Regions from separate parts of the Homo sapiens genome. Here all the other regions are linked to region 1. Evidence: chromatin contacts called from ENCODE Hi-C or POLR2A ChIA-PET data. All regions are on one chromosome and are shown on one strand. The core of a region is the stretch at or near the end of the contact, and the rest is flanking DNA. Distances in the headings are between cores, read along the strand shown.

Evidence for each region. Hi-C counts contacts between places; a loop is a spot of excess contacts on that map. ChIA-PET counts read pairs that join two places held with the same protein, here RNA polymerase II (POLR2A). Pooled maps may share reads with other maps.
Region 2: a loop to region 1 is called in a map of B cell, with 9 times the contacts of the local background. The contact joins the enhancer-like site here to the promoter of FBXL15 in region 1. A Hi-C loop is called at or near these places in 28 of 168 maps with a recorded cell type or tissue (B cell, CD14-positive monocyte, CD4-positive, alpha-beta T cell and 21 more), 29 of 37 single-sample maps with no recorded cell type and 42 of 50 pooled maps. POLR2A ChIA-PET finds 5 or more read pairs at or near these places in 23 of 52 experiments (A549, A673, AG04450 and 19 more).
Region 3: a loop to region 1 is called in a map of CD8-positive, alpha-beta T cell, with 15 times the contacts of the local background. The contact joins the promoter of SLC68A1 here to the promoter of FBXL15 in region 1. A Hi-C loop is called at or near these places in 43 of 168 maps with a recorded cell type or tissue (B cell, CD14-positive monocyte, CD4-positive, alpha-beta T cell and 30 more), 35 of 37 single-sample maps with no recorded cell type and 42 of 50 pooled maps. POLR2A ChIA-PET finds 5 or more read pairs at or near these places in 41 of 52 experiments (A549, A673, AG04450 and 33 more).

The regions. Positions count from the first base shown.
Region 1 is chr10:102,419,412-102,422,170 of GRCh38, forward strand. FBXL15 (F-box and leucine rich repeat protein 15) reads left to right here and starts at 1,425. Exons shown (of 4, transcript NM_024326.4): 1 at 1,425-1,771; 2 at 1,943-2,096; 3 at 2,376-2,759. The coding sequence starts at 1,719. It also overlaps a transcript of PSD not described here. RefSeq lists enhancers at 1,343-1,812, 2,723-2,759 and a silencer at 2,053-2,222.
Region 2 is chr10:102,477,676-102,480,434 of GRCh38, forward strand. It overlaps ACTR1A (actin related protein 1A), which reads right to left. Exons shown (of 11, transcript NM_005736.4): 11 at 1,554-2,759. Among named protein-coding and RNA genes, the nearest start is that of SLC68A1, 18 kb to the left of the region's middle. Within about 2 kb of position 1,441, at least 9 of the 41 ENCODE cell types and tissues checked have a DNase peak (open chromatin) inside an H3K27ac peak, as active enhancers do; they include B cell, gastrocnemius medialis, heart right ventricle and 2 more, where a contact is called at or near this core.
Region 3 is chr10:102,460,015-102,462,773 of GRCh38, forward strand. It overlaps SLC68A1 (solute carrier family 68 member 1), which reads left to right and starts at 1,381. Exons shown (of 10, transcript NM_024789.4): 1 at 1,381-1,436. It overlaps LOC124902493 (a long non-coding RNA gene), which reads right to left. Exons shown (of 3, transcript XR_007062270.1): 3 at 779-2,046. RefSeq lists enhancers at 900-969, 1,097-1,780, 1,781-2,463 and a silencer at 1,240-1,459.

The sequences.
Region 1 (2,759 bases), core at 175-2,674:
GGGGTAAGAGGTTAGACGGGATGAACTAGGGACCGGAAGACGTGGGGGACCGGCAACCCTTGTGCCCTTGGCCAGGGTAGAAGGGGGCCCTGCTATTTTAAGAAAGAGCCGCTGGAGTTACTATGGCAACTACTCTCTTTGGGAGGGCCAGGGCGGGCAGATGGTGACCTCGGAAGGAAGAAGGGGTCTGTTCGGGCAGTCAGGGGGCGCGAGGACGTGCGAGGCGGGGGCGCGCGGGGCTCACCGCGGGGAGGGGCGGCGCGGACTCCGCGTGGTGCTGAAGGGGACAGCGCCAGATTTGTCGCACTGCGCAGGCGCAGAGGCGCGAACAAAGAGGGGAGGGGGACGAGGCGCGCGGCCGGAGGTGGTGCGCGCTCACGTGGCTCTATCTTTGCAGGGGTCTGTCCTCCCAGCTACCCCCTCCCTAAGCAGGCTGAGGAAGAAGAGATAGCAAGCCCTCACCTAACTTGACCCCTTTCTTGTCTCTCCCCGCTGCTAGCTTCTCCCTTCTCGCTGCCTTGCGGGGTGGGGAAACGTGGAAGGAATTCTGGGAAAACCAGATGTCTGGGTTCTCTATTCCCGTCTGGCTTGATTCTGGACAAGGGGCTTCCTCTCCAGGGCCTCGGTTTCCCCATCTTTAAAATGGACTGATAGCATAGACCTGCCCACCTTTCAGAGGTGCCCGAAGCCTTGACGAGATAACAGATGAGAAGTGGTTTTCGTTGTGATGAGCCAGCTGAAGCGGTTGCACCGGAGCGCCAGACCGTCAGCGGTGCAGTGGCTCTCGCGTCCTTCACATCCCCCCACACCCATCCCGTGGATGATGGGGGAAGGCACTACTCCTGGGGTTCCCCGAAGCGGATCCTGGGACTGGGACCTGGGGACGCGGTGAGAGGCAGCCCTGAAGCTGAGTCCAGAGGTCTGGGGCGTCATTGTCCCAGGGCGGACCCAGCCCCAGACCCTACAACTAAACCCAAGGCCAGCCGAGAAGCACTACCACTGGCGGGCTGAGCTGAGCTCTCATTCTTCTTAGGACTCTGGACCTTTGGAGGAAATGAAAGGGACCCAGTTGGAAATATAGTCTTTCTTCGCGCCCCCTACATCTCTCTCCCCCGGCGGAAACGCGGCCCAAACTGTTACGAAGTGGAAGAGGCTGGATAGCTCTTCATAATTAATCAGGAATGGGAGGTTTGAGCAGGTTTACTTGATGAGGGAAACATTATAGCCTCGCCAATTCATTCATTATTTCAACAATTACTTATTGAACACCTGCTACGTGGCAGACAGTAAGAGCCTGGATAGTTTCTCCCCGTTTTTCAAAGTCGCTAAACGCGACCAGAGGGCAGAGGAGAGGCCGGTAACCTAAGAGTCCTGGCTCCGCCCCCTCCGCGTTTGGCCTTGCCTGCTCCTCCCACCACCACTTCGCTCAGAGGCGGCTACTGGCTCAAGAGGACGACAGAAGCCAGTCTCTGATGCCCACCGCATTCTCCAGCTTCAGGCCTCAAGCCCTGTAGCCGAGAAGGCGAGGCCTAATGTTACACCACCGGTCTGTTCCGCCTCCGTTTCGGGGTCCACCCGAAAAGCTTTCAGATCGGATCCTCGGTGAGACGGCACTCGATTAAATAGGTCTGTCTCTACAGGCCAAGGAGGCGGGTTTGGTGCGGCCACTCCAAGGCCAAAGCGAGAAAATCTTACTGCGCACGCGCAATAGACAGCCGATGGAGCCACCGATGGAGCCGTCCGGAGGGGAGCAAGAGCCCGGAGCCGTCAGGTACCGAGCACCGGAGGGGCCGAGAGGGAAGAGGAACCTGAGGGAGGGGAGCCGAGCCGGGGCTGGGTCTGGGGGCCGCTCTTGGGAGCTGGGGCGCAGGAACATAACGGAGGCGGACTCGCAGGTAATAGTGGCCCCGGGACGCCAGTGCCAACGCCCCTTTACTCGCAGGTTCCTGGACCTGCCCTGGGAAGACGTGCTGCTCCCACACGTCCTGAACCGGGTCCCGCTGCGCCAGCTGCTCCGGCTGCAGCGCGTTAGCCGGGCCTTCCGGTCGCTGGTGCAGCTTCACCTGGCCGGGCTGCGTCGCTTCGATGCCGCGCAGGTGAGCCGGGGGCTGAAGCCCCGCCCCTGCCTGGGTACCGCCCCGCCTCTAGCCCAGCCCCCAGCCCCGCAGTATGCCCTTCTGGACCCCCTTGGGCCGCCGGGGCTGCCCGGAAGGGATCCACGCACCAAAGGGCAAATACTCGGTAGCGACTCAGAGGGAAAGTGGGGTCTCTCCTGGGAGAGCAGGAGGCTGCCAGAAAAGAACTCAGGTCAGGGGTGCATAGGCGGCTGAGGAGTGCGGGACGGGCTGAGAGTTGGGGTGCCTCCCCGCCCGCAGGTGGGTCCGCAGATCCCGCGGGCCGCATTGGCCCGGCTGCTGCGGGATGCCGAGGGGCTGCAGGAGCTGGCACTGGCGCCGTGTCACGAATGGCTGTCAGACGAGGACCTGGTGCCGGTGCTGGCGCGGAATCCGCAGCTGCGGAGTGTGGCGTTGGGCGGCTGCGGGCAACTGAGTCGCCGGGCGCTTGGGGCTTTGGCCGAGGGCTGCCCACGCCTGCAGCGCCTGTCGCTCGCGCACTGTGACTGGGTGGACGGGCTGGCGCTGCGCGGCCTCGCTGATCGCTGCCCGGCCCTGGAGGAGCTGGATCTCACCGCCTGCCGCCAGCTCAAGGACGAGGCCATCGTGTACCTGGCGCAGAGGCGCGGCGCTGGTCTCCGCAGC
Region 2 (2,759 bases), core at 191-2,690, 58 kb after region 1:
ACTTAATGTGTCTGGGGTATGGCCTGGGCAGTAGGATTTTGAACATCTCTGTAGGTGATTTTATCATGCAGCTGGCACTGAAAACCATGACTCTCAGCCACCATTTCTCAACCTTGGCACTAGCACTGGAGATATTTGGGGCCAGATTGTTCTCTGTTGTAGACATTTAGCACCCCCCACCCCACCCCACACACACACCAGTTGCGACAAACAAATACATCTCCAGGCATTGCCAGATGTGTCCTGGGAGGCAAAATTGGTTCCAATTGGGAACCACTGCTCTAGGCCAATGGTTTTTTACAGGCTGCATGGTGATTAAAAATGTAGGCTGTAGGTTCTATGGCCTGGGTTTACATTCGGGATTAAGAAAGGCCAGCGCTGGGCACGGTGGCTCACACCTGTAATCCCAGCACTTTGGGAGGCCGAGGCAGGCAGATCACCTGAGGTCAGAAGTTCGAGACTAGCTTGGCCAACATGGTCAAACCCCATCTTTATTAAAAATATGAAAATTAGCTGGGCACAGTGGCAGGCACCTGTAATCCCAGATACTTGGGAGGCTGAGGCAGGAGAATTGCTTGAACCCAGGAGGCAGAGGTTGCAGTGAGCGGAGATTGAGATTGTGCCTCTGTACTCTAGCCTGGTGACAAAGTGAGACATGATCTCAAAAAAAAAAAAAAAAAAAAAAAAAGGCAGAACTTTGGAAAATTGCTTAATCTTTCTGTGGCTCCAAATCCTTATCTGTAAAATGGACAACAAAAGCACGTATATTTTGTAAGGTTATTGGGAAGATTAAATAGTTACCATTTGGCAAAGACCTGGCAATTTTCCTCCCAAGTGCAGGTTTTAAACGGAGAAGTGATTAATCAGGATATCTGAGTATGGGCCCTGGAAACTGCACTGTAATAAGCTCCTGGCCTTCTTCTTTTTTTTTTTTTTTTTTTTGAGACAGAGTCTTACTCTGTCGCCCAGGCTGGTGCGATCTCAGCTCACTGCAACCTCTACTGCCCGGGTTCAAGCGATTCTCCTGCGTCAGCCTCCTGAGTAGCTGGGATTACAGGCGCCTGCCACCACGCCCGGCTAATTTTTGTAGTTTTTAGTAGAGACGGGATCTCACCATCTTGGCCAGGCTGGTCTTGAACTCCTGACCTTATGATGCACTTGCCTTGGCCTCCCAAAGTGCTGGGATTACAGGTGTGGCGTGAGCCACCGTGCCCGGCCAAGCTCCTGGCCTTCTTATTCACTTGACAGTTTTGAGAATCTTTGATTTCAGGGATGTTGAGAGCTGCTCCTGTCATCTGGAGTTGAGTCTCACCCATGGGCTACAGTGTACACAGGAGTGGGACCTTCTGTTCTTGAACTTAGGCTGTGGTGTGATCACCCTTTTCTCTGCATCCACCTGACAGGCTGGGACTTGGGCTATGCTCTGGACAAGGCTGGCTGGTGCAATGATGCCCTCTAGAGGATGGATCAGGCCCAGTCACCACCTCAGATTCAGTGCCTGCTGCTCTTCCTCTTTCCACTTGGCCCTGGTGACAGACAGATAGAGGCCCAGCTGACGTGTCTATCGGAACGACTTTATTTCAGTACACTGGGCCCCACCAGGCAATGTGGTTTGTGCGAGGCTGTGCGAGGGACAGGCTTGGGCTAAGAGAAGGGAGGTGAGTTGGTTAAGCGCACTGCAGTCCGCGGGGCGCTACGTTGCTTTCACACATACCTGCTGCTGTGGCCCACACCTGGCAGGGGCCTTTGGTCATAGGACGGCGTGGGGGAGAATACTGTGTGAAGTCTGGGATTGGGGTGGGTCTTGGTGTCACAGGTGAGGGTGCCGGTGAAGACAGGCTGGCCCCAGCTTTGCACCATCTAGGCTGAAGGCCTTTGGACCACTCCTAGGAGTCAGGCCTGGCTCCATTAGCTCCTGGCACTCTGGTCTGGCCCACTCCCTCCTTAACCAAGCAGGTCCAAGGTCAAGAATGGCACAAGATCAGCCCAGAGGGGGCCTTCCCACCTCTACAACCTAGTCCCCTGGTCAGCTACAGTGGCAAAAGGCAACTTGGTAAATTGCAGCTTTCTCCAGTCTTAAGGGCACTGGCTCTCCAACACCCCTCCCTTGCTTAGGGGCCTCTGCCAAAGAAAAATTTTACCTCCTGTTTCAGAAAATCTAACCAGCAACCAGCCTGTTGATTCCAGGGCAGTGAGCAAGAGGAAAAGGGAGAAAGAGCCTGGTGGGAGTGTCTTTGAGTGTAGCTTCCAATCTCAAATGGTCCTGGAACCTGTGGACACTGTCAGCTCACCATCAGCTGGGAGAGGTGGGGCCCTGGAGGCTAAGCTTAGGTGCTGTAAACATTAGTGTAGCAAGGCAGGAGGCAGCAAGCTCCCTCTCTCCAGCCCCTAACTGAACAAACACTTCAATAAATAAAACGGTTTGAAGATGGCATTGCAACAAGAACAGATGGAAAGCGAGGTCCTGGAACCAGCAGGTGCCTTAAACTCTCCCAAGGCCCCCGAAAGGGGACTGGGCTGGGAACATTAACTCTGCAGCCATTCAGAGTGAGGACTGCTCCTGCCCTCCTCCAGTGGCCGGTGTGGTCCTGTTCCCTGGTGAACATGAGGGCCTCCTGCTCTCTCCTGACTCCAGTCTCTGTAATAGCTCTTGGGGTGCTTTTCCAGCCTCCCAAACCAAAATGGCAACAAAACCAGACAGAACTCAACCCCAGTCCCAGTCCTCAGTGTGCAGTCAGGAGGCATCGATAGTGGAGGCA
Region 3 (2,759 bases), core at 131-2,630, 41 kb after region 1:
ACTCACAAAAGGAGGGTCCCAGCCAGGTGCAGTGACTCACGCTTATCATTCCAGCACTTTGGGAGGCTGAAGCGGGAGGGTCCCTTGAGCCCAGGAGTTCAAGACCAGCCTGGGTAACATAGTGAGACTCCATCTCTACAAATAATTCTAGAAATTAGCCAGGCATGGTGGAGTGAGGTGGTGGTCCCAGCAACTTGGGAGGCTAAGGTGAGAGGATCATCTGAGCCAGGGAGGTGGAGGTTACAGTGAGCTGAGATCATGCCACCACTGCACTCTAGCCTGAGCAACAGAGCAAGACCCTGTTTCAAAAAATAATAATAAAGAAGTCCCTTAGCAAAGAAGTGTTGGAGCTAGGGGTTGAGTTCCAAGTCCCCCATAAGGCAAAGGCCACAGGCTTTTTGCCCTGTGTCCCAAGGTAGGGGAACCAGGCAGAGCTGGAATGTGTGCTGTTTGCTTGCCCAAAAACCTATCCAGGCTTACAGGCCAATTGGGAGAAAACATAAAACATCCTCCACAGCCTACATTGAGCCAAACAAAACTTGATTTTGAGGGATTGTGCAGGTGTGGGAAGAGGAAAGACTCTTGTTATGGGAGTCAGGATAGCGGGTTCCACCTCGACTGGGCCCTTGCTGTTTGCGTGTCATTGAATCTCTCTGAAATGCAGTTTCTTCACATATAAAATGTGGATAAAAGCGCCTACCTCCTAGGAATGATGTGAGGACTCAACAAGAGAATGCACGTGTTGTTCTGAATGTAGTACGGTGCACATAGCAAGCACTCAGTACTCCTTAGGTTTTATTATTGCCGTTATTAATACAAAGAGGTTGTGCTGCATGGTTGCTCATTCAGGCCCTGGTGGCTGTTTCCCACCTTCAGCCCTGGCTCCTGTGGCTAGAGCCCTGGTGCCCACAGCTCAACCTGGACCTGTCCACCCTTGAAGGGCTCATGATGCAGCATCAGGGAGTCCCAGATCGAGCCGCTGACACCTCCAAGTCGGCTGCAGCTGTGCATCCGCTCAGACCACAAGACTCAATGGAGGATGCTGACCTCTCTTTGTTCTCCCAACGAGTACTAGGCAAGGAGGGAAGGAAGGTGAGCGCTTAGAAAAAACGTGTTGGTTTCAACTGAAATGACATTAAGCTATCGTGGAGGTAAAGGAGAGGGGTTGAGCCGGTCAGGAATCCAGGCAACCTGACCCTATTTGCCAGTGTCCGCTTTTAATTTTGGTCGCTAAGGGCAAGCGCCCGTGACAAACATGGCGGCGGCAGCCTCAGGCGCAGTCACCTGCCGGAGCTGCGCCCGGGGGCCGCGCGGAGCCAATCGCTGGGCGGGGGCGGAGGGAGAGGCTGGGGAAGCCCTAGAAGTGCGCGCAGGCGCATTGGCTCGCACCTGGCTCCCGCCAGCCGTGGGATTAGGCTTCGCCGGCTACGATTGCGGTGAGACGCTGGCCAGCGGCCGGGGCTCGCGGGCAGGAGCGGGCTGGGCTGGGGCCGATCTGGCACAAACGACAGACCCGAGGGGGAGGGGAATGCTTTGCGCTCTGGGAGTCATGGGGGCTATCTGCGGGGGTCTTTGGGGTGATCATATTGTGGATTGGGAGAGTTGTGTGGTCCGGGCGGAAGAAGCGGGGTTCAAGGGGGCAAGGGTGGAATCCTCGCAGAAAGGCTCTCCGGGGGTCTGGAGGAAAGGGATGCAGTGGGTCAAATAGCTCCCTGGTGGTCTGGGATCGAGGGATGCACTGGTCAGGTCGGGATCCGTGCCATTAGCATAAAGGCATTTAACCCTGGTGGCACTTGGGGAGCTTTGAAAAACACCGATGCTGGGCCCGCCCGAAGAGATTCCGATTTAACTGTTCTGGGTGAGGCCTGGGCCTCGGTATTATTGCACAGCTCCTCAGGTGATTTTAACGTGCAGGCGGTGGGGAGCAGCCCTACACGTGTTTCAGCACCAGCTATTGAGTGAAGAGCTCCTGGGCTGATCCCAAACTCCTCAGTGGCTTGGGAGGGGTGGGTGGTCCTGAGGTGAAGCTGTCGCCTCTTCTGGGACCTGTGGGGGAGGGAGAGGGAGAAGGTCCCCATCTCAACAAGTTGAAAGCTCATTTCCAGCCGGAGGAGGAGGATGGGCCCCCACCCCCCAACCCTGGTGCTAGACCCTGCTGTGGGGAGACTGGGCAGGAAGACAAGACCCCGAGAGTGAAACAGGAAACACAGCAGACAATTCAGGGGTCAGCTGCCTGTTGAGAAAAGGGCACATATTATACCTTTCATGTTCATTTGTTCATTTGGTATTCCTGAGGATAGGCAGAGAATGGAATTGTTTTCTCTGCTTCACAGATGTAGGAATAGACTCAGATAGTAAGTTAAAGATAATGTTCACACCTGACCCAGGGCTCCTGACTCCAAATTATGCCTCTTCTTAGCTTTTACCTCTGCACTAATGTCTCTTGTACAGTCTGATACCTCTCACTCCAGGGGCCCAGTTCGGCATTCTTGGTTTCCGCCACTAAATTCATCAACCTCCCCCACCCACCATAGGTTGGTTCAGAAATCAGGGAGATGTTGCTGCTTCCATCCCTTTCTAGTCTTTACCTACCAGGGGCCTGGTAGGGTGAAGGGGAAGAGTTTTGACACCTGCTAGAGGGCTTCTTCCAAACAGATCTGTCACTTCCCCACCCCCAGCGCCCCACCTGTTGTCCTCAGCATAGAATCTTGCACAAGGTTTACAAAACCCTTCCTGATGTGGCCCCTTTCTCCCGCGCT